4 separate regions of the Mus musculus genome follow, and all the other regions are linked to region 4. The links are chromatin loops, found by intact Hi-C in ENCODE. Cell type or tissue: left cerebral cortex. All regions are shown on one strand. Links, peaks and the distances in the headings refer to the core of each region. The heading gives the core; the rest is flanking DNA. Region 1 overlaps Hivep3 (human immunodeficiency virus type I enhancer binding protein 3). Region 2 overlaps Hivep3 (human immunodeficiency virus type I enhancer binding protein 3). Region 3 overlaps Hivep3 (human immunodeficiency virus type I enhancer binding protein 3). Region 4 holds the start of Gm38632 (a long non-coding RNA gene).

What was found. Peaks named below come from ENCODE experiments on the same cell type or tissue, not always from the same donor. Only the 100,000 strongest peaks of a DNase experiment are listed, where the experiment ranks them.
Region 1: it touches region 4 in a loop (2.2-fold over the local background); 8 of 42 quality-filtered maps call a loop at or near these places.
Region 2: it touches region 4 in a loop (1.9-fold over the local background); 2 of 42 quality-filtered maps call a loop at or near these places.
Region 3: it touches region 4 in a loop (2.1-fold over the local background); 2 of 42 quality-filtered maps call a loop at or near these places.

Annotation. Positions count from the first base shown.
Region 1 is chr4:119,978,264-119,986,275 of GRCm38, reverse strand. All of the region lies in intron 1 of Hivep3 (human immunodeficiency virus type I enhancer binding protein 3), which reads right to left. Among named protein-coding and RNA genes, the nearest start is that of Gm38632, 51 kb to the left of the region's middle. In left cerebral cortex, for the core only: no CTCF peak of the experiment used is centred there; DNase peaks (open chromatin) are centred at 3,013 and 4,631; H3K27ac peaks cover 1,455 bases.
Region 2 is chr4:119,943,494-119,951,505 of GRCm38, reverse strand. The region is part of intron 1 of Hivep3 (human immunodeficiency virus type I enhancer binding protein 3); the gene reads right to left. Among named protein-coding and RNA genes, the nearest start is that of Gm38632, 86 kb to the left of the region's middle. In left cerebral cortex, for the core only: a CTCF peak has its summit at 3,847; DNase peaks (open chromatin) are centred at 2,352, 3,200, 3,375 and 3,893; H3K27ac peaks cover 1,871 bases.
Region 3 is chr4:119,899,745-119,907,756 of GRCm38, reverse strand. The region is part of intron 1 of Hivep3 (human immunodeficiency virus type I enhancer binding protein 3); the gene reads right to left. Among named protein-coding and RNA genes, the nearest start is that of Hivep3, 89 kb to the right of the region's middle. In left cerebral cortex, for the core only: CTCF peaks have their summits at 3,235 and 4,234 (motif pointing left); DNase peaks (open chromatin) are centred at 3,215, 4,232, 5,471 and 6,041; H3K27ac peaks cover 2,625 bases.
Region 4 is chr4:120,028,711-120,036,722 of GRCm38, reverse strand. All of the region lies in intron 2 of Hivep3 (human immunodeficiency virus type I enhancer binding protein 3), which reads right to left. Gm38632 (a long non-coding RNA gene) reads left to right here and starts at 3,330. Exons shown (of 5, transcript XR_003955100.1): 1 at 3,330-3,467. In left cerebral cortex, for the core only: no CTCF peak of the experiment used is centred there; DNase peaks (open chromatin) are centred at 2,697, 3,556 and 3,977; H3K4me3 peaks cover 2,982 bases; H3K27ac peaks cover 3,174 bases.

The DNA.
Region 1 (8,012 bases), core at 1,674-6,673, 51 kb after region 4:
GGACATGCCTCAGTGAGCTGGGGTTACTAAGGTGCCAACTGGGCATGGAGAACACCCTCAGTGCCTGGCTTCACTCTGGTCCTGACATCAAGCATCTTGCTTGTGCACTTTATAACAAGCTCAAGTCCAAATCCATTTGCTCGATGAAACACGGAATGGTGTGGACTAGGGAGATGCCAGCACACAGAAACGGCCGGTGAGGGACACTGGTGGATCATTGGGAATGGAATCTGCTGATTCCAGATGAAAGGGGAACTGTCAGTACATGCTGAGGACAGGGATGGGGAGGGAAGGCCTGTCTACGGGGGCGTGGCCTGAGTAAAGGTAAAGGGGCAGGAAAGCAGAAGGTGTGTGACAAGGAGGACATAGGGAAAGGAAAGGACAATTGCCATGGGAGGCTAGACACGGGGTGATCCCGGATGGAGGTTGCTAGTGGGCCTCGCACAGGTGCCCAGGTCAGGGGAAGAGGCTTTAGCTTAGACAAGACAGGACTTCACAATTTACAAGCTGTATCTGTGTTCACAATGCTCTTTGGTTATCTCCAGAAAGATAGGAGGTGAGTCTATTTAAGCTCTTTAGGGCTTTCCACAGTCCAGGCTATCTGCTGTATACAAGAGTAGCTTCATATTAAGGGCAGTGGGTATAGGGACCACATTTCAGGGCAGTCACCATATTCAGGAATAGATGACCAACAAAAGTCAGATTTTATCATTTGTGTGTGCATGTGTACTTTTTGTTTGTTTATGTGTGAGATAAAGAACATGAAATGTGAGGGCTTAAAGGAACTGGGGAAGGGAAAGAATATAATCAAAATATGTTGTATAGAATTTCCCTCTGTGTGTGTGTGTGATCATGCTGATTCTAAAACATCCTCTCATATAGTAGGAGAGTTCATGAGAAAGGGCTTGTGGTACGTGTGGTCACAGAGAGCTTCCTGGAAGAGGGGGTATGGAATAGCCTTCCAGAAAAACAGCAGAGCCCTGCTCAGAGCTGGCTGAAAAGTGTTTTTCTACCCAGATAGTCCTGAGCCTCACGGGAGGCTCCTGAGCATGATAGGAAACATATTCTTTTGGTTTTGAGATACGGTTCCATGTGGTCCAGAATGACCCCAAACTCACTGTGCAGCCAAGTATGACTGGATTTCTGATCACCCTGCCTCTGCCTTCTGAGCTCTGGGATTACAGGCATGCATGGCTCTACCCCATTTATGTGGTGCTGGGGACTGAACTCCAGGCTTCACATATGCTCAGCAATCCCTCTACCAACTGAGCTGCTTCTCCAGCCCCGGGAAGCACACTTCTGATAGAGCAAAGTACCATAGCCAGGAGGCTGGAATTGAGGCTCACAATGTGCTGCCACTGCCATAGTTGATGGATAGAGGGGAATGTCTAGGCACCCCAGGACATCTGGACTGGACAGAGAAGCTTTGGAGGGCAGATGGGTAAGAGTTGGCCAAGCAGACATAGTAAGAGAAGAACATTCAATCAGAAAAGGAAAAGAAGCCAAGTGGAGGAGCAAGGCTCAGGAGCAGAGGCAGGGGAATTCCGTTTTGGGGTTAGGACCTGACTACCTTAGAATTTCATCTGACCTTCAACCTACAGTCATTCCCTCACCCACGGGAGCAATTCACCTGCCTATAACACACTGAGACTCCTCCCAACATTTCTACCTCCTGTGACCTAGCTGTCTTGCACTGATCAGTGTATCCCTGTGATCAACAAGAGACCTAGTCAGTGTCAAGAAGCCTCTCTGGGGACCCAAGCTACAGTCACAGGAAGGAATGATATGTGACTGGAACTTGGGGAACCAATATACAAAGACCAGGGGCCTCTGTATAACAGATATACAGGGGTCAGTTAAGTGGCCTTTCTGACACTTCCCCTGTCTACCTTCAAACACCAGGCCTCCCCGTCTATGATGCAGAGCACACAGGAATTCCTTTGAGTCTGACAGCTCGACCCATCCATCACGTTGGAGCAGAGCAGGAGAATCAGTCACTATATTCCCCACTGAGGTGGTTGACAGTGCAGTCTGTCCTCTGGCTTACCTGAGCTGTGGGAAGTGCACCCGGAACTCAGTTCTCAAAAAATTAGGGTTACGGTTAGGGTTAGGGTTAGGGTTAGGGTAAGGATTAGGGTTAGGAACAGCACAGCCATCAGCCGCAGAAGCAACCATCGGCACTAGCTTATTACCTTCCTAAAGCCCAGTGCACACAAAGCTTATAGGAGAAGTCAGCGAGCCATGAATGGGACCTAAGGCAAGCCCTATATCAAAGTTGTAAGTAGAGATGGGAGCCCTGCACGATGCTGGTGGGTTGTAGAAGGGTCCAGAGACTTCAGAAAACAGCACAGAGAGGCTGCAGAAACCTAAGGACAGCAGTGCTGTATGATCAGGCAGCATGCTTTCTGCTGGGTCTGTTTTGAAAACGGGATCTCAAAGTGAGGCTGTGCTGCTACATGTGTGACAGCGTGAATCCCGGTAGTCACAGAGTGGGACACAAAGCCCCAGGGATAAGGAGAGCATGCCAGCCATAGCTGTGTATCTATACTCATAACCAAGCAAGACACAGCCTTAACAAAGGAGGACACCCTGTAGGATGTGACAAGGTGAGGAGAGTGGGGGAAAGACATCGCGCTAAGAGAAAGAAACCAATCATGGTACGACACGCTCTTTCATGATTCCATTTGTACGAGGTGTCTAGACTCTTAGAAGCAGGAGGCAGGATGAAGGTGACAGGATCAGGCAGCAGTGGAATGAGGTGTCTCTACACGTCCATATTTCAGTGAAGCAAACCAGGAAGATCTAGAGATCTGGTGCACAGCAGCATGCCCACAGCTAACAACACCACTGCACACATGAAGTGTGGCCACAGGGAAGGGCTCATGCTAAATGCCCTTACTACAGACTTTTAAAGGCTCATACGCCAGAATGAGAGGTTGTAGGCAGGTGTGCTGGTTAAGTATCAGTGCTAGCAACGTAGTGTTTATATAATCTGGATCCTGTGCCAGGCTGAGACTGGAGTCACTGCCTACTGGTAACTCATCACACACTATGGAGAGCCTCATTCACCTCCCCCAGCAAGGGAGGAAACAGGCAGAGTGGCTGAGTGACATATCCACATTGTTCATGGTGACAGAGCTGCCATCAGAACCTGGGCTGGTGGCCCCAATTCACCTTCCCAACACTACTCTCTGCTGCACTTTGGGGACATAGGTCTCTAGTCACTATCAGATGGTGTGCATTCTTCAGGGAGCAAGGAGGCATGACCTTCATCTGAGGGCACAACATGGGCATTTTCCTGCACCAGACTCCAGGCATTGTCAGACCTTCACTTCTAATGAAGTTCCGGTGAGATGCCACAGGAGGAACTGAGGGCCTGAGGGGCCTTGGGCCCAGCAGGGTGCCTCTCCCCTGGAAACTCCTGTTCCCGCCCCTGGTCCACTGATCCACATCCTTCCTTCCTTTCACGAGTCCCAGCAGCTCTGGCGTGCATCTCCCATGCACTGGGAACCCCATGCAGCCTGGCCTAGCCGTGGCTTGTCTTGTTTTCTGCCACACCCTTTGCTCTTTTGACTTTTCTGGCTCTTAGAACAAGCTTGTGATGTGCCTGCTGCATGTAAGAGATTTACTGAAATGACATGAATTTCCTACAGAAGTTAGCACTGGCCCTGACCAGATCATGACATTAACAAAGGAAGTCTAGTTATTCCACCCACCTGCCCCCTTCACTTGTAAGAGCTTTTTGTTTGTTTGTTTGAGTATCTGTCATACATAGAAGTTGGAACAGAGCAGGGTAGTCTGTATTTTCCAAGTCTCCCACAGTCCAGGTGGGATGCAGATCAGCAAAGATGGCTATAATATGTCAGGTCTTCACAAGGAGGTTTGGCAGCCCAATGGCTGGACAGGCTTAAGGACAGGCAGAGCACTCAAGAGAGTCTTCCTAGAAGAGGCAGACCGAGTACTGAGTTAAAAAGTAAGAAGGGGGAATGAGCCACGAGAAAAGAGGTTAAGCATAGTATACAGATGGAACCACAGTTGAAAGGCAGAGGGTGGCATGGGCTAGCTATAAATGTTGGAGAGAAGACAGAACGACAGGCATGTTTAAGGGCCCTTGCAAGCCACTAAAGGAATTTGACATTTAAACCTGCAGGTTGTGGGAAGCTAATCAGGGGGATGATGGGTCCAGATTTGTGTTCTAGAAAGATCACCATGGTTTACCAAGGACCAGGCCAGAGGAGGCACCTTGGCAGCCGTTAGAAGCATCCATAGAGATCCAAATCCAGATAAGAGGAGGTGCTGGCATGGGAGTGACAGTAGGAAGCCCACAATACGTTTGACCTGAAGCCCATAGTACTTACTGAATTGCAGAAAGGAGTAGAGTGTATAGGATCAGAGATAAAACCTGAGTCTAACAGAATAGAGTAGAGTGTCTAGGATCAGAGATAAAAGCCGAGTCTAGAGCATCTCATCTTCTTTCCAGGAAGTCTTGTCTCCTGCCTCATCCCAACCCGACTCCACTGCAGAACTGAAAGCCATGTAGTCCTTGAGGGGAAACTCCGTGGAATGTTAACCATCTGGCTCAGGACCTGGGAAGAATTCCACTAGCAGAAAATACACCCACACCATAGACACACACACACGCACACACACACACACATGCACACATGCATGCATACACCATGCATACTCACACGTGCTCTATAAGAACACACCACCAGTCTCGGCAGAATGAGCCAATCCCAATCACCTTGCTAACACGTGTGCTGAGCACAAGTCACTTTGGTGCTTGTCAACACTCATTAGCCATGAAGCAGGAGCAGGCACCAAGGGCCAATGAGATCATTGTAAGTAATGATTTTGCTCTCTGCTGCCAATTGGGAAGAGGCAGCTCTCAGTTTCTTTGAGCCATGGGAGTCTCTGTGAAGTGTGAGGGACTGGGGCTAGGGCTGGGGTAGGGGTTGGCTCTCCTGTCCTGTTCTTTGGTCAGAGGTGGAAAGTTCTCAGATCATGCGAGTGACACTAGCTGACGAAGCACGCTGGCGCTCCCACAGGCCTGAGACTCATGGTTTAGAGGAATATTGTAAGCGGGTTTCCCAACTTCTTCCAAATGTCATTCCCTGGCACGGCCTTCAGCGTCTCTTGGGAGCACAGCAGCTTCAGGAGTGGTTTAAGAATCTGTGGTCTCTTCAGATTTGCTGGGTTAGCATGAGGATATCCTGGGACTGGGCTGTGGCACCCCCTTCCACCGCCATTCCTCTGTCACCTTCAAAAGCTGCTCCCAGAGAAATGGCCACACCTCTAGTTAGAAAGCTTTAAGGCCAGTCTTCCACATGTTTGATGACTCCCACAACTGCCCCACCATGCCCCTTGGAAGCCCCGATAGCTCCCTGGAGAAGGAAGAAAGGGAGGTACACAGACTCCCTAGAACTGCTCTTTCTTGTCACCACTGCTAAGTGACATGGGCAGAGATGGAATGTGATTCCACAGCCAGAAATACAGAAGGCCCCAGAACAGCATCAAACAATAGCACGGATCCCAACAGCTCTTCTCACATCTGTTCACATCTGTCTCTGGCCCTCTGAGGTTGTAGTGGAGACCTGAGGCGTCCTGCTCAGAGCAGATGTCTCATACTAGGAGGCAGGAATGGGTAAGGGGCAGATCTTGGGAGACTCTTGAGGTACTAGATGTGTGATGCCAGGTAAAGAATGAGGGATTGGGCTGGGACTGTAGCTCAGTGGTACAGCGCTTGCCTGGCATGCATGAGGCCTTGAGTTCAAACACTGCCCTGAAAAGAAAGGAAAAGAAGGGAGGAAGGAAGGGAGAGAGGGAGGGAGGGACGAAGGGAGGAATGGAAGAAAAAAAAAACACCGAACTTAGCATCACCCCTAGGCTTCATGTTAGTCCTCCCCTGGTATAAAATCTTGCAGGATCTTGTCTGAGGCCATGACCTCAGACCTGCTGGGCAGTTCTGTTTGGTGGGTAGACGTGCAGACATGCACTATTGCAAGACTAAGAGGAGTCCTAGGTCCTTAGTCTCTTTTTCAACATGATGGTCTATGAGCTTTTCCTCCTCGTGATCTCAAACCAACCCAGGAGGTGTGGTGGGCCAGCTGCTGGTCTCCCCAGTTTATAGAAGAAGAAACTGAAGTTCAGAGTGTTCAACTGACTTTCCCAAAGACCCACAGTGAAAGCAAAAGGCAGAAGTGAAATCCAGACAGTTGTCTTCTCCATCTTGGTCTGAAACAGCAGAGTCTGAGTAGGATGAGCACACACACACACACACACACACACACACACACACACACACACACACAGAGAGAGAGAGAGAGAGAGAGAGAGAGAGAGAGGGAGAGAGACAGAGACAGAGAGACAGAGACAGAGAGACAGAGAGACAGAGACAGAGAGACAGAGAGACAGAGACAGAGACTTCTCAGCCCTGCCACAGCCTTACCCTGTTACAGGGACAAGGGAAAGATGATTATTTGCAAGGAAATGCTGCCAAGAGGCAAAGATCCCTGTTATCCCCTCTGGACAGCCAACCACCACGAACACATGTGGCCCTGCTTAAGGCAGCCGGGAAGGGATGATCAAAAACTCCCTGGAACCATCACTGCTTATGGCCAACAAACAGCACCTGCTCCTTCCAAAGGGGAGATGCTGCTGGGCAGAAACCTTAGACACAGGACTGGCAGATCTCTAAACTAACCCACAGGCCTCCTGGGTCCTGAGAAGCCACCAGGAAAGGAGGGACAGTGGCCCTCTGTCTTTTCACCTGGCTGCTCTGGAACACAAACAAGTAGGCACTAACAGACTCCAGACCAGGCTAGACAAGCATAAAAAGCAGGTGACTCTGTCTCAGTCCTGCAGAAGATGACAGGATGCCAGAGATGACGTGACCAATCCCAGACCCGGGAGCAAGTACATCCCTTTACTTAGTGTATTTTTTGGCTTAAAAAACATATATTACAAAGATTAATTTTGCTGTGAAATCATTTATAATGACGACTCCTAGCATTAAGAAGCCACTCTGATTTCCCAGTGAGGGCGGTCTAGAATCAGAAATCCTGCCCCAGCCAGTAAAGCTAACCCCTGGTAGGGGTGGATAACCAAGTCAAACAAACAACCCATCTTGAATATACTAAACCAATAAGACCTTAAAACCAATCAGCCACTTTTATACCTGAAACTAACTGTTTTCTTTGAACATTTTGGACTACCCCATCGGCCTGTCTACTATTGAACATTTCTGCTTGCTACAAAGTTCCCTTTTCAGCTAAACCTTGACTGACTGCCTCCCCTTTCTCCCTCCCTCTCACCCTCCCTCCCTCCCTCCCTCCCTCCCTCCCTCCCTCCCTCCCTCCCTCCCTTTCTCCCTCCCTCCCTCCCTTTCTCCCTCCCTCCCTCCCTCCCTCTCACCCTCCCTCCCTCCCTCTCACCCTCCCTCCCTTTCTCCCTCCCTCCCTCTCTCCCTCCCTCTATCTTTGGCTGCCCTCAAAGAGATGGTCTTCCTTTCTTCACGCTAGATGTTGGAATATTGCTGGGCTCCATACTGACTATAATCCCCCTGCTGCAGTCAGGGAGGCCGTGTAACATAATGTTTATTTATCACCTTTGGATCTGGAAGCCCTACTCCCATGCTCAACCCATCCCAACTTACTGCTGCCTTGAAGGTATTAGGAGTTTTCCAGTGTCTTGGTGTTCAAGAGCAAACACCATGCACTCCTCAATGTTGGCTCAAAGTCTCACTCCCACGCCCCTTCTACGACATGCTGCCTGCTCCTTCCCAAGGAGCCCAAGCTTTGAACCTGGGTTCCTGTTCCTTTGAACCTTCCAACTTGCATTCAGATCCCAAGTGCACCCCGGGTCTGCCTTGAACACTGCTACTTCCTGTGTGTCATATCATGGTCTTCATATCCTGAGGCTGGTGTCTTCCTCTCCCTCACACATGGGGAGAGGCCTGAGCCCTGAGTGGGATGGGGGAGCAGAGGCCTGAGGGTGGCTGGGCTCTTGGA
Region 2 (8,012 bases), core at 1,924-6,923, 86 kb after region 4:
CTATGCACGCATGAATACTAGCTCGGAATACAGATGCCAAGGGAGGGGAAAATTCACACATCAGAAAGTGACATGGTCACCTTGGACTTGTCCTGTCCCTGGGGCTCATGCTTCATATCTGTCAAACGCCATGGGACTCAGAGACCCTCTTTTCACATTACATTAGTGTTTCTGCCAAGAGCTGCCACTACTGGTAGAGACCCCTGCCCAAGGGGACACTCTGCTGTCAATCATCTCCTGGTCACTGGGCTCTGTTCCCTGAGGAGATGACAGGCATCTGGGAGAGCCTAGAATCCTGGGCCAGATGGCATACCCAGCTGCTGTTCCCCTGTGCCTAAGGGTTCCTGTTCCTTGCCCCAGTTACCACACTTTCTCTGGCCTTGCTGTCCTCATTGCAGTGGGCTGGAGCAGCCATTTAGGAATAGTCTGCTGCATGGCTCTCCACAAGCAGTCTCTGAGTCTCCGTAGCCTGAGCACCCTCATTCCCTAGACAGAGAGTGTCCCACCAGTTGCTAGGGAGAGAATAGCAGGGCTTCTATTCCTGCCGATCTATAGCACAGCCTTCTGTAAATTCTTAGCATGTGCATGTTAGTATGTATAAATGTTAGTGTTGTAATCCAGCTGCTACAAGTGTGCACTGTGGGGCATGTTCATAAAGACTTTAATGGGAGGAGTGTACAGTCACTAGATTTTGGAGGTGCTTTAGGGGAGGTAAGATGGATAAATGACAACTGCTGTGGAATGCTATACTCAGGGCATGGCAGCTGTCATCATCTTAATGAGGCATTATGGCTATCTGTGAGGAGTTGAGTTCTGTAAGTAAGCCCATGTTCCTGTATGTAAGCCCAGGAAATACACTGACTCAACAGGATAGACCTGGGTGAAAGAGATCGCCCCATCGTTGGTTTCCCATGTGTGTGTAGTGGTGGAGTGTTTGGACGCTTGCTTTCATCTCTCAAGGAACAGCTCACACAACTAGAACAGGTTCCATACAAATACCACAGTGGAAGTAAAGGCTAAACAGCAAGACGGGGAGGGATGCAGTCTCTGCAAGCAGCAGAAGTGCATGAGAGAAACCAGGAAGGCTTCCTAAAAGCGCAGGCGGTTTTTGCTGAGTCTTACAATAAAGGACACAGCCATATGGTCATGGCAGGGAAGGACTCTCCCTGTGGATGATGTCATGTGAACAAAGACAGTCAGAGCTGATGAAGAGGCCAGAGCCTTGGTGCCTCAGGGGCGCTCCTGGGAAAAGCAGTGACTGAGATGGGAAGGCAAGAATAAAAATGACAGAGAAGGAACTCTGTTCAAGGAGGGGGTGAGCAGGAAACGGTGGAAGAGCCAGGGGAAGGTTCCTCAAGAGGGACGAGACAGGGCCCAACTGCTGTAGGGAATCCCCGGTGGAGGCAGGTAAGGTTGGTTGCAGGAGACAAGGTGACCAGCTGGAAGGTGGAGCCAGGTAGGAGGCTCTCAAGTCCACCAGCAGGGATGGGGCAATCACCTGAGCCACCTCCAGCGGATGGACAAGGTACAGAGAAAGTGGACAGGAGTTGAGGTGCGGAGCTGCCCCAGCCGGGGCGAATTCAGGTGGTGAAGTCTTGTCTGTTGTCCAGAGGTCACAAAAGAGAGCAGGGCCAGGGTGGCTGGTTGGATCCTGTAAGGGTCACAAAGGCTGAGTGTTTGGGATGGAAAGGTGTTTTCATGTTCATTCTGAAGGTAGATTTACATCTTGATATGGGGAAGGCACCGTGCTGAACACTGGGAACAGTGGGAGGAGTCCACCTGCTATCCTTGACCTCAGGGCCCTCAGCCTGGAGTGGGGATGATCCCTCAAGGCCACAGCCACCAGTGTGTTGAGAGGTCCAGACAGAGGCCAGAGGAAGGTTCCCAGGGCTGATCCCTCACACCTGTCCCTGCTTAGTAGCAAGTGAGGGGGGTGGAGGAAGGGGCATCCCCCAGGGACTCTTTCAGACTCTCACTGACTCTGTCTTCACCACCAGATCTCAGGTCTTGAGTGGCACACGACAGGTGCTGGCTTCGCATGGGTGCCAAGTGCCCATGACCTTGAGTTGTTCTTTGTCAAGCAAGCCGACCTTGGGGTGCCCAGGGATCTAAGCCACACAGCCTTGGCCTTTCATCTTTCTTTGACTCGTGCAGGATCTGGGGAGCTCTCAAGAGACTTGGCAGTGAAGAGAATTCCAGGCTTCTGAGAACTGGAAAACCGTGAACAAGCAGCTTGGTGTATTTTAATGAATGTCCTTCCCCAGCCCCACCAGCTCGTTCCTTTTTTGGTTTTCTCATCTCCCTAGCTATTTATAAAGCCCTGAACCCTCTGTTTAGGATTTGGTTCCTGGCTCACTCTTGAATTTGCCTGTCAGAGATCTCCATGGAGAGGGAGGTCCTGTTATCTACCCTGGTTCATCCCGGGTTCATAAGATGTTGCATAATCCTGCCATGTCCTGAAGCGGCAGAGTGGAAACGGAAGGACCCAGGTGCCTGTCAACACCTGCTTGGCTGCCGCTCGGTTGAGTGTCTCTGAGCAGCTCTCAGAGCCTCGGAGTGGGAAGAGCAATGTTTACCCACACATCCTTCTCTGGGATGTTAGAGTTTGCTTCAGCTCATGTCTGGGTTTCCAGTGCTCTCCTGATGAGCGTACGGTAAGAAGCAAGCAGAAACTAGACCTGTGACCCTCTGTCTCCATGGAGTCCACCCTCCTACAATGGCCACCTTCCCAGTCGTCTCCCTGCTTTCCCACCGTGTGCAACTGTCTCAATACCACCCTCACTTTCCTCCAAGGTTGCCAGCCCTCTCCCACTAGAGAGGAGACGCGGTAAAGGTATGGAGTGCTATGTACCTGTTTCCTGTGTCTCCTCAGCACTTTGACAAGCGCCTTTTGTGTGACATACATTCACCAACATTGCATGGCAGTGAGGATCAGGATCTGGTTTGGAAAGCCAGGGAGAATGTTGATGTGCCAGGCCTGTCACACGGTAGGTACTAACCCTTCCCTTTTCCCTAACCTGTCTTCCTTTTCCCACTTGTCCCTGCTGAGTCCAGATGTCCAGGTGTCCTAGTTTGTGGCACCTGGGCAGCCAGAAGTGATTTCTTTTCTGAGGCACTTGCTCTTCTCTTCACAAAGGTTTCTCTGAGGCAGTCCTGGCCACACTGGCTGACAATACCCTAGCTGGCTCTGGCTGCTTCTGACATCTGGCTGGCTTTAGCTGCTCCTGCTCAGAATCAGTGTAAGCTTTCTGGGATGGGTTTCTGTCCAGGTCCAGGTGAAGCCATGGCCTGAGCAGTACTGACCATGGCACCCCGATTATAGAAACTAAAACTGTCTCTAGGCATGGCCACAGCTGAGAATGCCTGCAGCGTCTCATGCCGCGCTGTTGTACTCCGCACAGAACACTCTGTGTATCCACCAGCACACGGAGGAATGAAGTGCTACAGGCGTTCTCAGCTGTAGCAATTTTGCTTCTCACCCTCCCTTCCCCCCGCAGAACATCTGGCGATGCCTAGAGACATTTTTGGTTTGTATAATTGGGGACGCTGCTAGCATCTAGTGGGTAGAGGTCAGGGTGCTGCAGCTCTGTGCCTAGCAATGCACCAGACAGTCCCCCTCATCAATGAATGATCCAGCCACGGGGGTCAATAGTGAGGAGAGTGAGAAGCAGTGTTGTTGAACGGGGCAGAGTCTGCATTTATGCAGTGCTTGCTGTGTGTGAGTTGAGGCCACGCCCTTTCTCATTACTCCTGCTACCCCATGACACAGGTGGTGGTGTTTTCCTGTCTGTTCCACAGAGGAGGAAATACTAACCATAATAGTGACATTGCTTTTGTCACCACTAGGAGCTCTGTAGGCAGAGCTCACTCCAATGCCCCTGGAGACAGGCATGAGTCTGGATATTGGCAATCTCATCTTCTCTCTGTTGTGCTGACTCAGTCCAGGGCAACTAAAGCTCTGCTTTAGTGTTCCTGCCTAGCCCTAGGTTTAGGTCTGTGTGATGAACTCCAGGAAACCTTCACACACTGGCCCTCCCTACATCACAGCCCACACTGAGCCCTCCCCCACTGTAAGACAGGCTGAAGCAGAATTCTCCTGGAAGTATTGCCCAACCTCCTATTCCTGGCCTCCCTCATGAAACAAGCTGTGTCCCCACAACCCCACAGTGTAACAGGTTCCCTAAATTCTGCCTCCCAGACTATATACCATCAACCACCCCTCAAGCCCTTGTCTTGGAAACTGGATGAGATCCTAGACCCTGCCCCATTTGGTGCAAATCCTACCTTCCCTGCCTTAGTCCATGTTGTTGCTTGTTTGAGTTTCTAGCTCTCTGCTCTTCTGTCCAGTATCTACTGCTCCTCCAGAGCTTTATCTGTGCATGCTGTGTTTCCTAGTTCCATTTCCTAGTGTGTTTCTCCCTCCAGGTCCCAAATACCCTTTTATTTTATACTTAATTCGGTGCCTTCACTAGACACACTGCCTTCACTAGGAGGGCAGTTTCTGTGCTGAAAGTTAAGGTGGACAAAAATCTAAGGAGGTTTCCCCTCATCCTGTAACCTCAACAGCTCGAGCCTTCTGGGTCAGCAAATGCTCCACACAGGGATCTCGATAGCATGAGCTCCCTCCTCAAGGGATACACACAGGAAGCAATGGGCTTGCCAGTCTGTGTGCAGTGGAGGCTTCCCAGATGGGGTACACTTAGTGGCTTTCCCCCAACCTGCAAAGAAGAAAGAATGGACCCTGCCAGCTCTGACAATTCAGGATTCCACAGCCCTCTCTGTCATTTTATGAATGGTTCTTTGTCTCTTTGCTTTATGTCCTGTGAGCCTGGCTGTTCCCTGGCATGGTTTCAGTACTTGTAGAATATTAGCCTACGTTTCTGTGGAGTACCTATTCAAAATACCCCAGGGCAGCACACTGCTCAACCCACTCCTTTATCTTCTGGGGCACTTTCTGCATTGTGTGTTGTTGACTGTGTGTGGGGAATGAGGGGAGCTGGGGTCTCAGATTCTCTGCTTCAGCAAGGCTAACGATCAAATTCATACACCCATGGTTCAACCTCTTTCCACTAGACCAGTGTTTCTCAACTTGTGAGTCATGACCCCTTTGGGGTCAACTAAGACCATCAGAAAACACGGATATTTATATTATGATTCATAACAGTAGCAAAGTTATAGTTATGAAGTAGCCATGAAAATAATTTTATGGCTGGAGGTCACCACAACATGAGGAACTGTATTAAAGGGTTTCAGCATTAGGAAGGTTGAGAACACTGCACTAGACTCTGTTTGAGGTAAGCAGGCCTCAGCCTGAGTTTGCTCTGGGTTTACTGGTACCTAGTTCCTCTCCACCTAGCAGATACTACTTATAACAACTGTCCATCTTTACAAAAGTATTGTGTAGAGGAATTTCAGTCTAACAACATGGATGCTCTAGCAAAGGATGACATCCAAAGATCTAGGTGTATATGATCTGTCTGGAATGACATAACTTTAATCTGTTTGGCTGGAATACAGACATACCCTTAGTGCATACCTTTAATCCCAAACAATGAAGTTAGTTTGTAGAAGGAAGCAGCCATGTTTGAAAGTGACATCTAATTGAGTGGCAGACAAAGTGATGAATCAGAGAAAGATTTGACAGAATGAGTCAGAGATAGGATACACCCAACAGACAGGAAAGAATATTTAAGGATAGTGTAGGGAAAATTCAGTCAACTGTGAGTCAGTGTACTGAGTGCAGTGCAGTGGAGTTGAGTTCAGTCATGAGTTCATGAAGTTCAGTGCAGGTCAGCAGTTGAAGCCAGAGAATAAGGAGCCAGAAGATTAGAACAAATTGCCAGAGTTAGTTTGAGGCCAACCAGAGCAATTCAGTGAGAAGCTGAGAGAAGCCAGATTGAATCAGTCAGCTGGGAGAGAAGTTTGAGCCAGAACAGCCAGCGTTCAGAAAGAACTAGAAAAGGTACGCTTAGTAAGCGGTAAGCCCCTGAGACAACGATTACATCATGCAGATAAAAGTTACTTTTACAGTATTGCATGTGTAAGTGAGCAAGGATCACTTGTTCTACATGGGCAAAAACTAGGGTGAAAACTCTGCCCCTCAGGTCCAGCTCTAATCACATTGCTTTCTTCCTGCTCAGGCTAAAGCTACCTAATGGAAGCTTTCCTGGAAGGTGCAGCTGGCCAGGTCTTAGGATCTGTACATTCAGAGGATTATAAAACCTAAGCATTGTGGTTGACCCTAGTAGCCAGAGCATTTTCCTCTTTTTATGTCCAGACCCTTGCTGACCAAATTCACTTTCTAGGGTATGAGCCCACCTCCAGGAGGAATGGAAGGAACTCTTTTTGGAGGTCAGGAGGAAACCCCCCCAGCCCAGGAAAGCTGTCTTTGCCTCCTTTAATACTGGAGTTCCTGCTTCTAGGAGTTTACGGAAAGGGAGCTTAGGAGGTTCTACCACATTGTCCAAGTAAAACCGAAAGTCCTTTTGTTATTGTTGGTTTGGTTTAGTATCTGAGACAGAGTCTTATTACTATGTAGCTCTGGCTGGCCTGAAACCTGCTATATAGGCCAGGCTGGCCTTGAAATCACACAGACCTACCTTCTCTCTACCTCCTGAGTGCTGAGTGCCCTTTTAAGAATTTTGAGTGCCAAAGCATGAGTGTTGGAGGCTAGCCTCTCTCTTTGGGATGTGCTATTTACTATCTAAAGTGTGTGCACACCCATTGGCCTACTCTATCAGCTCTGCAAGGATTCTTAAAGTTCAAGAGGAGATGAAGAGTAGGTGACAGAGAAGCAGCTGCATTTTACGTATTAAACATGTCCTGTAAGCAAGTGTCCTTTGCCCTTTGGAGGGGATCTAGGGCAGATCTATAAGTGTTTTGGTCACTCCTAAATGAGAGTACTTTAAAACATTCTCAGAAATGGCCAAGTCTAGGGTTGGGACACAGAAAATATAAGTTGAACCTGGAAGGATTTTATAGTTATAGAAGGTAAGACAATGACTCCTAAAAATGAAGAAGGGAGTAAGAAAGGGAAGGAGGGAGATTAGGAAGCAGGAAGTGAAGGAGGAAGTAAGAGAGGAAGAGAAGTAGGAAGGGAAGTAGGAAGGAAACAGGAAAGGAGGAGGTTAAAAGGATACAAAAAGCAGGCATTAAAAAGCTTCTAAAGACCAAAAGTGGAACAATTCAAGTAACAAAATACCAATAGTACTACAATTTTAACTTAAAAAACAAAATAAAATTTGTTGAGTTCATACTAATATAAATAGTTACAATATAAGTAACAATAAATAGCAATACTATTGTTTTTAACTTGGAAGAATAAAATAGAAATTGTTGAGTCCAGACTAATATAAATTAATACTGAATAAACAAATGAATAAATAAGTGGAAGGGATAAGTCTTTCTTAAGTCTAAATAATAAATGATAAACAAGGAAAATATAAAAGCACTATTACAAGCCCAAAGTAAGGATCTTGGCCAATGAGATTCATTTAAAAATGACCATAAGGAGATGGGATGGGAGAGGTGCCTACACAGCCTCAGCATCTTTCCCAATACACCATTCCTTGCTGTCCTGATTTTTAATATGTGTCCACAAAATTTTAATACTTCTTACTTCAAAAGGTGGAGTTCAGGTTCCCTCCCAAGTGTGATCTTCTAGAAGACAGAGTATAGAAAGGGGAAACTGACTTCATGGTGAAGCTGGCAGACAGCACCTCCATCAAGTGATGAAGTTGAACATAAGTGTCTCAGTTCCATTTCCTGTTCCTGTGATAAAACACCCTGACAGAGCAATTTTGAGATGAAAGGGCTTGTTGTAGCTCAGGGTAGTCCATCACGGTAGGGAGTTGAGGTGGCATGAACTTGAAGCAGCTGGTTACATTATATCCATCATCAAGACCAGACATGCAATGAACCAATGCATGTGTGCTAGTGTTCAGCTCAGTCTTCCCACTCTTATACAATCTAAAATGCAGGGAATGGTGCCACCCACAGTGGGCACAACTTCC
Region 3 (8,012 bases), core at 1,741-6,740, 130 kb after region 4:
GGCCAAGAGGGGGGAGTGGGTGGGTAGGGGAGTGGGGGTGGGTGGGTATGGGGGACTTTTGGTATAGCATTGGAAATGTAAATGAGCTAAATACCTAATAAAAAATGGAAAAAAAAAGAAAGTAAAATCAGAGTGACCTAAACCCAGCCCTGCAATGACCCAGTTGTTGGTCTGTTAAGGCCAGAGAGTAGGGACCATACCCTGCACGTATGGATACACTGGATGCAGCGAGGATTCGTGACCCAGGCAGGACAGAATGGAATGGCGAGAGATTTCACCAAGCTTCTCAGAACAGCATGCCATTTAAAATGAGTAAATTGTTTACTTCTAGAATTTTCCACCTAAAATTTCAGATTACAGTTGAACCAGGGGTAACTGAAACTAAAACTGGGTGGGGTGGGGGTGGGGAGGATACAACACTGCCCTATGACGTGTTTCCTAATTAAAAGTGGAATGTATCAATCAGAAAGCAGGGCTCCCAGCTTCCTTCTATCAGGCTGCCACAGCGCGGACTCATCCTGAATGACAGGTAAGAGAAAGAGACAGCATGGTTGGCATCCACAGGTAAGGGGGACAGAGGAAGGGACAATGGAGGGAGGGGGATGAAGGTTCCTTCATTGAGACACCATCCCTACAGAACACCACTGAGCCCCTGCTCTCAGGCACAGCAGCAAACAGCGAAGAGCAGAGACCGAAAGAGCCTGGTATCTCACCTGGGGCAAGGTGTGAGCCTCTATAGTCGAGTGTGAGAGGAGCTGATATTTTTAGTTGAAAAATAAACAGGAAAACCAAAGAAGGGCAATGAATCCTATCTGGAGGCGTGGTCTGGAAGGAATTCATGATGTCTGTGACCTGGGTCTGAACAGCGTGTTGGGGGGGACTGGTCAGGAGGTGATGGGGACAGACTGCAGGTGCAAAGGTGCTTGGGTGGGATGGGGAGGCTCCAGCTGCACAAGGCTGAGTAGGAGGGGGTACCCCCAAGGCCTCAGGTGTCTGCTTCACAACTCTACCCAGAATGATAGCTGCTCTAAGATCACAAAGGTCACAACCCTCATGCCAGCACCACACAGTCACAGGGCATTTGCAATGGTTTAGAGCATTTGGTTGACATTACTACTTTGAGTCCTCATGATAAGGATGAGGTGAGACTACTTGTCCTTTGGTATATATTGGAGATTGCCTCCAGGACCCGGAGGAACACAATCCACAGGTACTTCTAATCCCTTTCATAATGGCATAACATTTAAATATATCCACACAAGCCTCTCTGGTCTGTGAAATCATCTCTAGACGACTTCTCTCAAATGCTGAGCGCATGCTCTGTAAATGGCTATTGGACCGTCTCTTTTATGGAAGAAAGGGGGAGGAAAGCAAGTCTGTGCTGGTTCGGTATCAGTGTGACACCTCCACCCCACCTCTAACTATTGTCACCTGTGGTTGATTAGCTCTGACTACAGAATCTTTGGCCAGAGAGGGTCAGCTGAACTCTTGTTATCTTTGTTATATATGTGAAGGTACTAGGCCCAGTGAGAGCAGGCAATCTACTCATGATCCAAACCACAACCAAGGTAGAACTGGGCTTGAACTGTTCTTTCTGGTTACCCAGTGGTCCAGCTCCTCAGTCTCTACCTCACCCAGCTGCAATCACCCCCCCTGACCCTCACCAAACAGGGGTATATGTCTTTCCTAGTGTATCCCCCAAGCTGACCCTTGATGATCCCACCAAACTGACAGACTCTGGATGGGGAGAGAGACCACAGTTGAGTCTGGGCTGGGACCCAACAATTTGTTGACTCAATCAGGCAGATGTGGAAAAGGTGTTGTCATGGTGGCAAGGTTTCTATTCCAGGCGGCCAGGCCATAATTAAATGTCCTGACCCGCACACCTCCAATTACTGCACAAGAGCTGGTTTCCCGGCCAGTTAACTAGCAATTACAGAACCTTCCACCAAAATTCCAAAGCACTTAGTAAAGGTCACTTCTTTTATTTTTTTTCAGATTCGGGGGTAGAAGTGGGATGGGACTGTTGCCCAGATTACAAGTAACATCTATTATTTAAAACAGGTTTCTGCCCATAGCAAACTGGAACTGCAGCCCACAGGCTTCCGTGGTGACTGCTACAAGGACTCCTGTTTGTGGCATATTGCTGTAGGTCAGGTACTGTGTCGGGGGCTTCTGTGGGATACCACTCAGTTTTTACAAAACTGGAGAACTGAGTATTACTGCCTCCATTTTATAAAGGAATACGCATGGTCATAGAGCCACGCCTGGAGGATTTTGAATTTGTACTCGGTCTATTTGCCTCAGAACAATAGGCTCTTCTATTAGCATGAATTAAAGCTAAGACATCTAGTCTGAAGCTCAGAATGAGGCTGATTCTATGCTGTTCAAGGGCTATTGAGAAGTCTTAACATTCTTTGATTCTGGCTAATCCTTGATTGACTGGTGTGAGGGTCTTGTCCAGCCTCTGTAATGATCACCATGTTAGGGCAATGAGTCTTTTCCTTTGATTGTTGAGATAGACTTTTATATTAATAAGAGAGACTTGGGATGGATTAAAGACTCTAAGGCCTAGGAAAAGAAATAACAGGTACCAAAGATACCGTCCATACATTTCTACTTACCCTACAATGTTCCTGCCAAATATTACAAATCAATAGTAATTGGACCAGGTCCTTTCTCGATGCAGGTGTTTCTTCTCATGGACTGAAGTAGACCAGGAGATGCAGGTGCTCCTCCCCCATCCTTCTCACTGGTGCATGGCAACTGTAATTCCTACATGCAAATGTCTGCTGTGTGACTTGACACATGATTATTTCCTAATTTATGGATTTATGTTTTATAAAAACATCAAGTCAAACAGAATTTGAAAGTCTATCTAACCCACTCTTACAAACAGACTAAATGCCACTCTAGTCAGAATTACCCATGGAAATTTAGAGTATAGGGTTAATTATGAGTGCATCCTCCAGGGCTTGTACAGTAGATCCTCAACAAGCTTACAGGAGATGAGCTTGCTGGGGTTGGTGGGGAGGGTGGAAGCGAGAGACTAGGGAGAGGAGGGGCTCGGAGGACAAACCGCCAACATCACCAGCCCACCAGTGTTCACACCTGTCCCAAGCCTATAAATTAGTCTTCAAGTGCCTTGTTCCAGAGGAGAAGTGTCCAAACAATATGCTCATCTGGTGAGGAGGAACTGCAGTGTGCACACCAGATGCATGTGGGTGCATCTCCCTACACCACAGCCAGGCTAACTTATTCCGGCTCCAGTGTTCAGGACCAAAAGCCAGCCACAAGCATTTCACAGCCAGGTCTCACCCTATGCTTCACAGACAGTCTCCCAGCCACCCACAAGAGCTTGATGGATTGAGTAATTGGAGAAATCCACGTAAACCTGAGTCTGAAACAGCAGGAGTGGCTCTTTGCCTCCTGAGCAGGGCCTTTTGATTGCTTATCCCACCAACTAAATCACACAGAATGTAAGCAATGTGCTACCCATTCTGTATAAGAGAGCAAATGTCCACAGCACCTAAGTGTTAGGGCCTACAGCTGATTCCAGGACCCCCCAACTAGAGGTTAACAGACACCAAATGTCTATTCTGGAATCCTTGCTTCCAGGCCACTACCACCCCTTCCTGGAGTCTCCACCTAAGAGGAGAATATTGTCCTTTGCAATCAATGGCCATGTGGGTGGGGACTGGCACTAAGCCAGCCTGCCAGCCCCCAGCAAGAGGCTTAGCCTCATGAAGAACAAGTTGCTTGCCCCAGCTTTCTGTAAACCCATGGAGCTCTCCAGGGTACTGACCCTCATTCTTGTCTTGGGGCAAGACAAGAACAGACTATTCAGAGTCCACCTATATAGTTGTATTCTTTAAAAATGGCTCGCCATTAAACCATTTGTGTCATTTAAGAAGATTCTGTTGTCACTTTTAACCTCCATAGATCTTTCTGAGAGGCCAGCTAGCCTCTGTGGTGTATGGGTCGTGGACTGTCTTAAGAACACCGCTGTAGTTTTTGAAGTTACCAGATCTTCATCTTGGATCCTGCCTGTCCTACACCTTGTCTGTGTCCCCTTCCCAGTCCCTGCCTATCAACTCCAGATGTCCTGAGTGACCCTTTTCAGCCCTTAGAGGGCTCTGTAGCTGGTTATTGATTTGTTTATCTCTCTCCCACTTGCCTGAGTTCCCAAGCTGCTGCAGGGCCTGGCCAACTGGAGCATTGCCAGCCAATCATCTGGACTGTCTTCCTCATGGTGGGGACAGTGGCCCCTGCTGGTCTCCTCTGAAGAACACATATCATTGTAAACTCCAGTATCTGTGCTTGCTTGCTTGCTTTCTTCTCCCTCTCCCTCTCCCTCTCCCTCTCCCTCTCCCTCTCCCTCTCCCTCTCCCTCTCCCTCTCCCTCCCTCTCTTTCCATTTGTTCACTTTGTTTAAGAAAAGAATTGAGCAGTGACTGGGTTATCCTCACTCCCTCACTCTATAACATAACGTAATAACAGTGTATTTTTTAAAAACTCACTTTGCTCTATTTTAAGGACCTCGGATGCATCTGTCTCATTACAGATCACCTCTCTATAAGACTGTGCTGTCATTATCCCACTCTCACAGGTAACAAAGGAGATGCTACACTAAGGGGAATAGAGGGGCGTGCACACAAAGAGGTCTATGACTCACCCTGGCAGTCAGTCCAACATGGCAAACCTATAGTACATATACAGTTCAGGCCCCTCCAGAGATGTTCCCACCCTCATGGTATGCTGTGGAGGTTGGGGAATGGCAAGATGCCAGGAGGAGATAAGAAATAAAAGTTGAGAGGTAAAAATAAAGAAATAAGTGAGTCTTTTGCAGGGGGAGCTAAAAGAAGGTCAAATTCATGCAGTAGAAGCCACTGTACCCACAGAGATGGATCCTTGTCAGACACCTAAGTTAGAGCTAGAAATGCTGCTTAATTTAAGGACAAACATGCAGAGGCCCAGAGAAACCCCTAAGTGCGTACATTATAGAGAAACCCCTAAGTGCGTACATTATAGAGAAACCCCTAAGTGCATACATTATAGAGAAACCCCTAAGTGCATACAATGCCATGGCCATTGGCCATTCTAAAAAGCTGTTTTATGTTAGCATGAAGAACCCCAAGGTCCTATTTCACAGAACAAAGCAAGCCCAGTCACTCAAATGTTTATTGCTTAGAATAAGCAGTTCACACGTCCAGGGGACTGCCCAGTCCCTCCTAGGGGTGGGAGCCAGAGGCACTCCTTCCCTTTGTACCAGTCCTTCGCCCACAAAGGAGCACCAAGGTCAAATTCTGCAAAGACTGAAAATGGGCAGGTGTTTCACAGAAAGCCACAGACTGGAAATCAAGCCAGCGTGAGGCTGTCTGAGGAGACATCTGAATTCCGACTAGCCAGCAGCCTCCTTACGCTCCTCTGTAACAAGTGGATCAAATCTGCATTGTGTTCCCATCTGGTCACCTTATTTTCAGAGTGGTGGTGACAAGTTTGTCCAGGAAAGGAAATTAGCAAGTATCAAGCCCAGACTGATGAGCAGGCTGTGGGGAGGGGACTTCAGATCGGCCATTTGCTTGAGAATCCAGCAGTCTAATAGCTCCCCACTCGCAGAATGAGAACACTCTTCCCTTGGAGACACACTCTGAAGACAGATGAGCACGGCTGTGGCGGCTCTCTGCTCCCCAGATACAGCCTGTGGGAGGATGCAGGGGCTCAGTGGCCCTAGAGTCACTCAGAGTAGAGCGGTTTCCTGGCCCTGGGTGAACTTAATCATGGTCACAAATACGCTGAGGCCTGTGAGAGTCTTGGAGCAGCTGTCTCCCGGCTCTGAGCCAAACCTCTCACTTTAGAGATGAGGACAGGCATTGAGGCTCTGGGTTTTTATGCCTGGTATAAGAAGCTTTGGATTTAGTAATCCAAACCCTAATATAGAACTCTTTCCGCCTGGCCAATATGGGGGACCACTCTTCGTCAAACATGGCTTGTCTTCCTGGTGCCGTGGAAGCATTTCTGGCAAGGCAGCTGGAAAACTGTGACTCATTACCTTCCAGGCCATCTCCACCAGCTGCTCCTCTTCTCAAACACACTGAACAAGACGCAGAGGCACAGAGGAGGCCGAAGAGCCCATGTGCTCTCTCCCAGTCAGCAGCAGGGAGTGAGCTGTTACTTCTCTCCCCAGGAGTCTGGTGAATAGAGGCTGCCGTGGAAACCTCCTCTTGGCTGCCGTCAGTACAACCACCCTTCAGCATCCATAGGAGATTTGTTCCAGGGTTCCTACACCACCACAGGAGAAGTCTCAAGTCCCATATATAACATGGTACAGTACTTGCATATAACCTATGTACCTTTCCACAGTATACTCTAAATAATCTCTAAATTAGTATGCAACACAATATTATGTAGTCACTCACTACATATTACACATGCAACTATATATGTGTGTGCATATATGTGTGTGTGTGTGCATGTGTATGCCTATGTGTGCTTGTATATGTCTATGTGTATGCATATATATGTGTGCATGTATATGTCTATGTGTATGCATATATATGTGTGTATACATATATATGTATATGTATACATACACATATACATATATATGATGTATATGTATATGACCTGGCTAAGGAATAATGACTAGAGAAAAGACATCATATTCAATCCAGATACCTCACAATAGTTTTAAAAATATTTTAGATCTGCAGATGGTTGAAACAATAGATAGAGAACCTAAAGGTGTAGACAGCAAAAGATATGTTTTTAAAAATCAAAGCAGACACTGAAACTTATAGAGGAGAAAGTAGGGAAAAGCCTCGAAGATATGGGTACAGGGGAAAAGTTCCTGAATAGAACAGCAATGGCTTGTGCAGAAAGATCAAGAATCGATAAATGGGACCTCATAAAGTTGCAAAGCTTCTGCAAGGCAAAAGACACCGTCAATAAGACAAAAAGACCACCAACAGATTGGGAAAGGATCTTTACCTATCCTAAATCAGATAGGGGACTAATATCCAATATATATAAAGAACTCAAGAAGGTGGGCTCCAGAAAATCAAATAACCCCATTAAAAAATGGGGCTCAGAGCTGAACAAAGAATTCTCACCTGAGGAATACCGAATGGCAGAGAAGCACCTGAAAAAATGTTCAACATCCTTAATCATCAGGGAAATGCAAATCAAAACAACCCCGAGATTCCACCTCAGACCAGTCAGAATGGCTAAGATCAAAAATTCAGGTGACAGCAGATGCTGGCGAGGATGTGGAGAAAGAGGAACACTCCTCCATTGTTGGTGAGATTGCAAGCTTGTACAACCACTCTGGAAATCAGTCTGGCGGTTCCTCAGAAAATTGGACATAGTACTACCAGAGGATCCCGCAATACCTCTCCTGGGCATATATCTAGAAGATGTCCCAACTGGTAAGAAGGACACATGCTCTACTGTGTTCATAGCAGCCTCATTTATAATAGCCAGAAGCTGAAGAGAACCCAGATGCCCCTCAACAGAGGAATGGATACAAAAAATGTGGTACATTTACACAATGGAGTACTACTCAGCTATTAAAAAGAATGAATTTATGAAATTCCTAGGCAAATGGATGGACCTGGAGGGCATCATCCTGAGTGAGGTAACCCAATCACAAAGGAACTCACACAATATGTACTCACTGATAAGTGGATATTAGCCCAGAAACTTAGGATACCCAAGATATAAGATACAATTTGCTAAACGCTTGAAACTCAAGAAGAACAAAGACCAAAGTGTGGACACTTGGCCCCTTCTTAGAATTGGGAACAAAACATGGAAGGAGTTACAGAGACAATGTTTGGAGCTGTGATGAAAGGATAGACCATCTAGAGACTGCCATATCCGGGGACCCATCCCATAATCAGCTTCTAAACGCTGACACCATTGCACACACTAGCAAGATTTTGCTGAAAGGACCCAGATAGAGCTCTCTCTTGTGAGACTATGCCGGGGCCTAGCAAACACAGAAGTGGATG
Region 4 (8,012 bases), core at 1,198-6,197:
TTCATTAATCACTATGATGGTCATCGTTCTCATTGATTTTAAAAGAACTTTGGGGCCACTATCCTAGGTTTGAACCTTGTCTCTGTTCTGAACTTGCCGTGCAACTGTAGGTAAATTACCTCAACAGGGCACATTTAAAAGGCTACTACTGTGTGCTGGTGGGATGGCTCAGTGCACAAATTTGCCAAGCCCCAGGACCTGAGTTTGATCCCCAGGACATACATGGTGGAAGGAAAGAACTGACTCCTGCAAATTATACCCCAATTTTCTCACGGACATGCACACATAGTAAATATATTTTAGAATGTTACTGACAGTCCTAAAATAGGCAGGCTGGGCTCATAGAAATACGCAGGAAAGTCACAATCCTGCTTAATTCTGACTTCCCTGCTTAGATGATGAGGACCAGCAGTTGCTAAAGCGCCTACTCTGTGCCAGGCCCTTGACATGTGCTGATTCCCCACTTCACCTCACCAAGGGCCTCAGGAAGTCGGTTCTCCAGAAATGGCCTCGCAGCTGAGGAAACAGAGGCACAGGCCCATGAGGTGGCCGGGGTGAGCCTGCGACAGCAACAGTGTATGACAATGTCTAAGATCTCCTCCCAAGCCCCCCACCCCCTTGGCAGATCAGCCCACAGAGCACAGGGGATAATAGGAGAGAGTGCTCTGCAGCCGATCAAGAGCCGCACAGATGCATGACATCATGGTTATTAATAATGGAAGCAGCACAACCAATCCACCATTCATCCAGATGGACCACCTGAACCGCCTCTAATCGCCTGCACACAGACCACAGGACTCTGCAGTGGGGTGGCAGAGAGGCACCCCAGGAATGCCACCCTCTTGGCATGACAAGGGCGGGGTGGGTCAGATAGAAAGGTTAGTCCTCTGAGAGAGCAGAGCCAGTCTGGGCTCCAAGCACAAGATGCTTACAGTTTGGCCTCTGTGACAGAGCCAAGATGGTAATTAGGCCTTCGATGGAGCAGCAGGCTCCCCCAGAGGATGCTGGCTGGAAATCCATGAGCAGCGGTTAGCTGTGTCCTCTTGCGGTGGGGCCTTTACCTTTGGGTCCTCTGCCTGGTAGTCTTTTCCTGACACTCGACACTTTGCCCCCATGTTCATTGCTCAGGGCCCAGGACCAGGGTCAAGTCTGAGAATTCCTGAAGCCCCAAGTCTCACTTCTGCGCTTTCTTCCTTCTGTTCCCAATGTGCCCTGACCCTGGGCTGCCTGTCTCTCTCTGCAGGCATCAGAGGCAGGTGGCTGCATCGTGCCCTCTGATGCTCATCATCTTTCTTCCCACCAGAGAGCTGGCTCCAGAAACAAAGGGAGTGGAGTTTCCACAGTTACAATCCCTAGATGGCTGCCTGGGACTCACCAAGCCCGGGCAAACACTTAGTACATCCCCTAAGATGCCAGTCTAGGTCAAAGCCATCTTTGCCACCAGGGACACTCATGCTCTTCCTCTCCTCTGTGCCCTCTCTGCCTCGTGGTGGGGTCCTTTTTTGTTTTGACAGTTAATTAAAACAAACAGGACAGCACTCCCCAGAGCTGGGACACCCCTTTCCATGTGACCAAATAACAGTGAGACAATATGAGCAAAAAGGGCAGGAAGTGAAAGAAAGTGGGAGACACTGAGAACCCCTGGCCTTGGCTTAGCCCCAAGAGGGATTCTCACTCACTCAGGATGCATCCTGAGGAGCAACTGCTAACTCTGGGGACATGGGGACAAGGGAGTTTTCTGATGAGTGACTCTTGGCCACAGACTGGGGCACAACAGGATGTGTGTGTGTGTGTGTGTGTGTGTGTGTGTAGAAGCAGTTGTGTGAGTGTGAACAAGTATATGGAGTAGAGTGTGTAGGAGAGAGTGTGAGCTTGTGTGGATGAGTGGACAGGATCATGTGTGTGTGTGTGTGTGTACACGAGTGCGCACACATGTTATGTGAAAGACAGAAGGGGTGGGGGTGGAGGGATCTACTTCTACAGTGGGTCTATGTATAGAGATGGCTGTTGAGTGTGAAGCAGTATACAGGCATGTCTGAGGAAAAGACTGATTGTCATGAAGTTCAGTTATCCCCGCTTCATGGAGTCCCAGAAACAAATAGTGCATAGTAGGTAGCTGATCAATAGTTCATCCAATAACCAATCATGTAAACCGATGTGTTTCTCAGTGCACTTCTATAGGTGCCTGCATAAAGCAGCAAGGTTGGTCCCAGCAGGGAATCGCCTCACATCTGCATGCAGTTCAGTTATGGGCGAGCACTGGGTGGGACGCTGGGTTCTGGTCCCCGTTCTCAGTGTTTTGACGGTAGTTTAACTGTCTCTAGGAACTACTCAGTGGATTTGGTCACTACTGGGCGATCTCAGGCCACTTGTGGCTCTGAGCTCCTGGCCATCCTCCACCCAAGAGGGCAATTAGAAATCAGCTGTCAGTTTGTTTGCGGCACTGCATCAGCTCTAGGAGAAGCAAGCCTATATAATTTGAAAAGGGCTACAGCCAACAAGAGGAATGATGGATTTGACAAAGTTAAACAGGTTCTTGTCCTGCAGGACTTTTCAGAGCCTTTAATTTGCTAATCTGGACTGATTGGCCAGATGGGTAATAAAGATCTTGTGGAAACTTCCAGACTTAAACGAGGAAACCTTTACTCGTGGCACAGCCTTCAGAACGAACGTTCCATGGAACACACTGGGAAATCTGCAAGCCAGCACAAAGGACACTTGTTAATGCCTGCTTCTGTGCAGATGATAGGGCAGAAATGGTGTTCTAGGTCACAGAGCAGAGCCATGGCAAGTGCCTGCCCAGTAACCACTCAAACTACTGGAACCAGTACACACACACACAACTTCACAGTTACAAAACAATTTAACTCACAGGCCCTCAGTTCTCCCTGGAGGACACTCATCCCCATTTTCTAGACGACAAGAGCATAGATGAATGAAGTTTGGACCACTCTGATCTGGGTGAGCCACTGCTGTGGGCTGGTCTCTGTGGTCTCCACCAAACAATACACAAATTCACTATATTCTTATAGGTGAGCAATGGTCACTATGTGAAACCCCTATTAAGAACTCAAGGCTGATGCCACCGCACCTGTTCTGCAGCCACCATCAGTCCTGTCCCAAGCCCAAGCACCCTGCACATGCCAAGCGGCTAGGGTTGGTGCTCTTAGAAATACCCATGGAGCAGGACTCTGGGAACACTAGTCTGTGAGGCCCAACATCTCCTTGTCAATGTCAACACACTACCTACCACTGAGAGGTATGGACCCCTATGTACCACCCCCTACCCCCTCTGAGCCAGGTGCCATTCTGCCAGGGATAAGGAAGAACCAGATCAGGGCTACTTTCACTCTCTTAACAGTGAGCGCGCAATGAGCAAAGGCTGTGTGCTCTGACAGTCTGAAACTGACGAGGCCTCCCGGGGAAACGTGGCCAGAACAACCAAACCCATTGAGCAGTTCCCAGAGGTATGTAGACCCCGCGGTGCGTCCCTGAGAAGGGACGAGAATCCGCACAGGACCCTGGAGTCTGCGCACCCAAGGGCGAATGGGGCTGCGCATCGCGGCGGTGTGCGGGCGCGGGAACGCTCGTCACCCTAGGATGATGACTGAAGTAGCGTTGGGAAAACGCGAGCGCAGAGCGCGTGCACCGGCGCAGAGCCCGGGCTGCTCGCACCCAAGGGATCCGGGAAGCTAGGACCGCCGCGCCCACCCGCCGTAGCCTCGTTGCTGCGGGGTGTTCCGTGCTCCGTGCTTACCTGCGGCCGGCTGGGCTCTGCGCTTCGGGCTGGCTGCGCTGGGCTGCGCCGCGCCGGGCTAGCTGCGCTAGGCTGCGCCGGGCTGCGCGCCCGGCCTCCGGCGGCTCGGCAGCGCCCGCGCGCTCGGCTCCGCCCGGCTCGGCTCCGCCCGGCGGTGCCCTGGGCGCTCGCTTGGCGGCCCACGCGGCGCGGGGTGGGCGCGGGGCGGGCGCGGCTCTGGGCCGCCCCGCGGCCGCTGGGAAGCTCCTTATTTGGGCAGTGATGTCAGGGGAAGTCGCAGGGGCCGGACCACCCACTTCTTTCCATTCTCTCCCCAGAGTTTCCTGTTGCCAAACCCGGGGACCCCACTGTCTGTCTGGGGCGAGCACAGCCTGGCCACCAGCTGGTCCGGGATGCCCGGGCAGCAGGGGTCATGGAGCAGCCTGGCGACGCAGCGCGTGGCGGCTGGGGCTTGGGATCTGCGGCTGGGGAATCCCCGGCTCCAGCAGCCACTGGGAGGGTCTGCGCGGCCGCCTCCACTGTGACAGGCCGTGTCACTGTGGGCACCGCCCCTCCCTCCCCGCCCGCCCTGGCTCCCGCGCTGTCATTTCCTCTCAGGCTCTCCAGAGAGGACAGACAGGGAAGCCCTGTCGTTGGGTGCCATGCCTTGGATCCACAGGGCCAGGAGGGTGCCTATCGCCTTTTCTAAAATGAGCTCCGCCAGTAGTCTTCCTCCCAGATTCCAGCCCTATCTAGAAAGCCCATGCATTCCCAGGCGGGAATCAGCTTTAAGGATTGCTGGGAGCAGAGGACCTGGCAGGATCTCTCTGGGCTCTGACTGGGTGGAGGTGGGAGTCATCAGGGACTTCCCAGTGGTCAACCCTTACTAGAAGCTTCTTCATCTAGTACCAAACCTGCCTTACTTTGGTCCACATTGGGAACAGCAAAGAATGTATTTGAGGCAGTCCCCCAATTGTCCCCACCAGCCAACACAAAGCAGTGGCCTTGAGACTTTGGCACTGTCTGCAGTCTACAGGTGCCTGTACAGACCCTGAGGGGGTTATTGTGAGCTGCCCTGGCTTGGCTGACTCCAGGCCTAGCTTGTCGACCCTGGAACAGCTTCAGCAAGAGGTTATAAGGAGCAGGGGCAATCAGACTATAAAGAAGACACACTCTCTGGATCATAAAGGTCTGCCATTGTTTCTATTTGGATCGGGTCTTTCCCCCAAAGGATCCTTAACAGAACCAAGCTTTCTCTGGCTCCAAGGCCATGATCTCAAACACACCTGAGCCCAGTAGACAGAGCTATTGACCCTGAGTATTTCTGTGCCTTCCTACAACAGCTCCACCAGAGCCCATGCTTTCCCTCCAGATCCAGGTCAGAGCAAGCTGATCACTTCCAGACCACCAGCCTTAACAGAGGGAGCCCCAGCTATCTAATGGCTGCCACACTCCCGGGAGCTGAAGGGAGAGCACTACGGCTGTCCTGCTTATGGGAAGGGAAGGCAGGGGTGACAGTAGCTGAGCCTGATCACCCACAGCTGCCTGCTTGCCCATCAGTTACCAAGCTTCCGAGTAGTTCTGTGGATGCCACTCTCCCCCCCCACCCCGCACTTCCAGCAGCCCAAGCCCAGCTTGAATGAGGCCATGTGCTCTCATGTGCATGGGACCCCTCCTCCCCATCCCCATCCCATTTCACCCCAAACAGCTGCACTCCCTGCAGCCCAGCTTCAGCTGGCTCCTATAGTAAATCAGTTCTCACTTCTTGGGGGCCTTTGCATAACTTCTATTATCCTGCTGTCAACCCCACCATATCCAGATCCCTGTCCCCATCCCACCCCTCCCCTGTTCTCAGTGGCCTGGTAGAAGTAGCTTTAGGCAGAGAAAATGAATGATCGCTCTTGCTGCGGGTAGGCGACAACCTCCCTTTTAAGAGTTGGCTCTGCCCTAGCTCTACCAGAGGCTCTCATGCTGCCACAGGTAACTCAGTGGCTCCTGCTTCTACAAATACACCTGCATCTGTGACCCCGGCTGCAATCAGTTGTGATGGACCCTCCTCCTCTAAGACTGGGTCTTATAGGGACCCCTCTACCTTGGTTAATCTGTCCTCTAAGACTGATCACGGAGGGAGCCAAACAGTTGCATACGGAATCATCACAGAGCCTCTGGTTCTGGACTGAACTGGGATTGGGCGGCAGGGGTTGTCAACAGGGCCAGGCTGGGCGCTCAGGCGAGGACGCCATGACACTGCGGTGGAATGGCTGCTCTGGGGGTTCTCGCCAGATGATTCTTGATGAGGACTCTCCAATACCCTAGGATCTCTCTCCCTACTGCTCTCCCTTGACCAACTTCTTTGCAGCTTTTGTCAGGCAATGATATCTCCATATCATCCAAAGTGAAGAGTCCCGAACTGGCCATTCTGAGCAGGAACAGAGCGGGTTGAAGGAGCATGCCTTCAACAAACAACTACAGCTCTACTTGATCCCTTGACCCTCTGAGATACACAGGCCATCCAGCAGTGGCTAGGATGGTCAGCCAGGGAGCTCTCTCCTGCTCCTCCCACACCAAAGCTACTTGACACTCAGCCCTATCACAGTGGTGCCATCGTTCCTCACTGGAGACCACAAGGTCTTTAGGACTCTGGCTTCCATGCTCAGGGTCAGTCTCATGACAGGTATCCCAGGGTCAAGGCCAGCTTCTGTCTGCCTCTTCTTCATAACTCAGCAGCTCCTCCACCCTAGAGGCTGGATAGAACACAGTAGGCAGATGGTGCCAGATGCCATTTCCTTCCTCTGGGTCCAGCCCCTGCCTATAGCAGTGCCAGGTCTTGAGAAAGCCACTGCCTGCCCCCAAGGGTTCTTCCCACATTCTTTCATTCCTGAGATGTGAATCAGGCACTTCTTTGCTGCGAACATGCAACATGCAAGCTGATGTCCTGGAACATCCATCCAAGGGTGGAAACTGATAGGCAACCATTCCTTTCCTGGTGCTTCTGCTTGCCAAGTTGAATGTGAGGAGAAGGAGATAGGCACCATGGGGCAGGGAAGAGGCCACATTCCTTCTAAGGCTCCAATTCAAAAAGATGGCAGTCCAGGTGTTCCAGACTAGAATGCTAGATGCTAGTTTCCATGGAAATGCTACACACACATACACGCACATGCATGCTCTCTCTCTCTCTCTCTCTCTCTCTCTCTCTCTCTCTCTCTCTCTCTCTCTCTCACACACACACACACACACACACACACACACACACACACACACATCTGCTCCAAAGTCAGCATCACAACATAGAGACTTCACAGTCCTAGAACTCAGGACAGGGCTGACATCTGATCTGCATCTCCATGTGCAGTGTCCTTTGCAGCTCCTAACAACCAAATGATAGGCAGGCTTTTGGAATACTCTGTGGTTCCTAAGGTGTGGGGCCTGTCACAGTGTTCTTGGCAGAATTTTCACGGTAGGGGTGAGCAACCGCCCCGAGGGCCCTGGCTTATTTTTGTTTAGGTCTTCTTCCTATCAGTCATTCATTTTTCCACCTCTTTTCCCCTGTGGCTATCATTTTCTAGACTCAGATTCTCTGTGCCCCTCCCTCCATCCCTCTCCTCTCTCTCTCTCTCTCTCTCTCTCTCTCTCTCTCTCTGTATGTGTGCTTATGTGTATGTGTTTTGTGGTGTGGGGTGTGTGTGTGTGTGTGTGTGTGTGTGTGTGTGTGTGAGAAAGAGAGAGAGAGAGAGAGAGAGAGAGAGAGAGAGAGAGAGAGAGAGAGTTAGTTCATGCATGCGTTTGGCATTCCCTGCCTCTCCTGGGGAGAATGCTGGAGGTCTCAGCATCTCTCTGGGTGTCCTTTGGATTCCCTTCAAGCCTCTCTTCCTGCCTGAGCACTGTGCAGCCAGCCAGCCCCCCAGCTCCCTGATCCAGTCTATAATCTGTGGCTGTGGGTGACAGGAAAGGCCTTGAGCCATGTGGACCGGGGTTCCTGGGGATGTTCACTGCTTTTGATTACCTCATCTTGAAAGGCTTTTGTGACATTTTAACAAGATAGCTAAGGTAGCTTGACAGACTTTTGAAAGAGAGTACCCAGCATCTAGCAGAGGCTAAGTACACAGCACCAGTCACCACCGGTCCTCACACTGTGATCTAGAATCCGAGCCTCCTCATCGTGCTTATATTCGTGAACAGGGGTTCATCATGGCAAATCGGAAACCAGCATCTCTTGTTCACTTTTGCTGCCTTACTTCAGGCCAACAAGTCACACTGGGCCTCGCTCTACCACCCC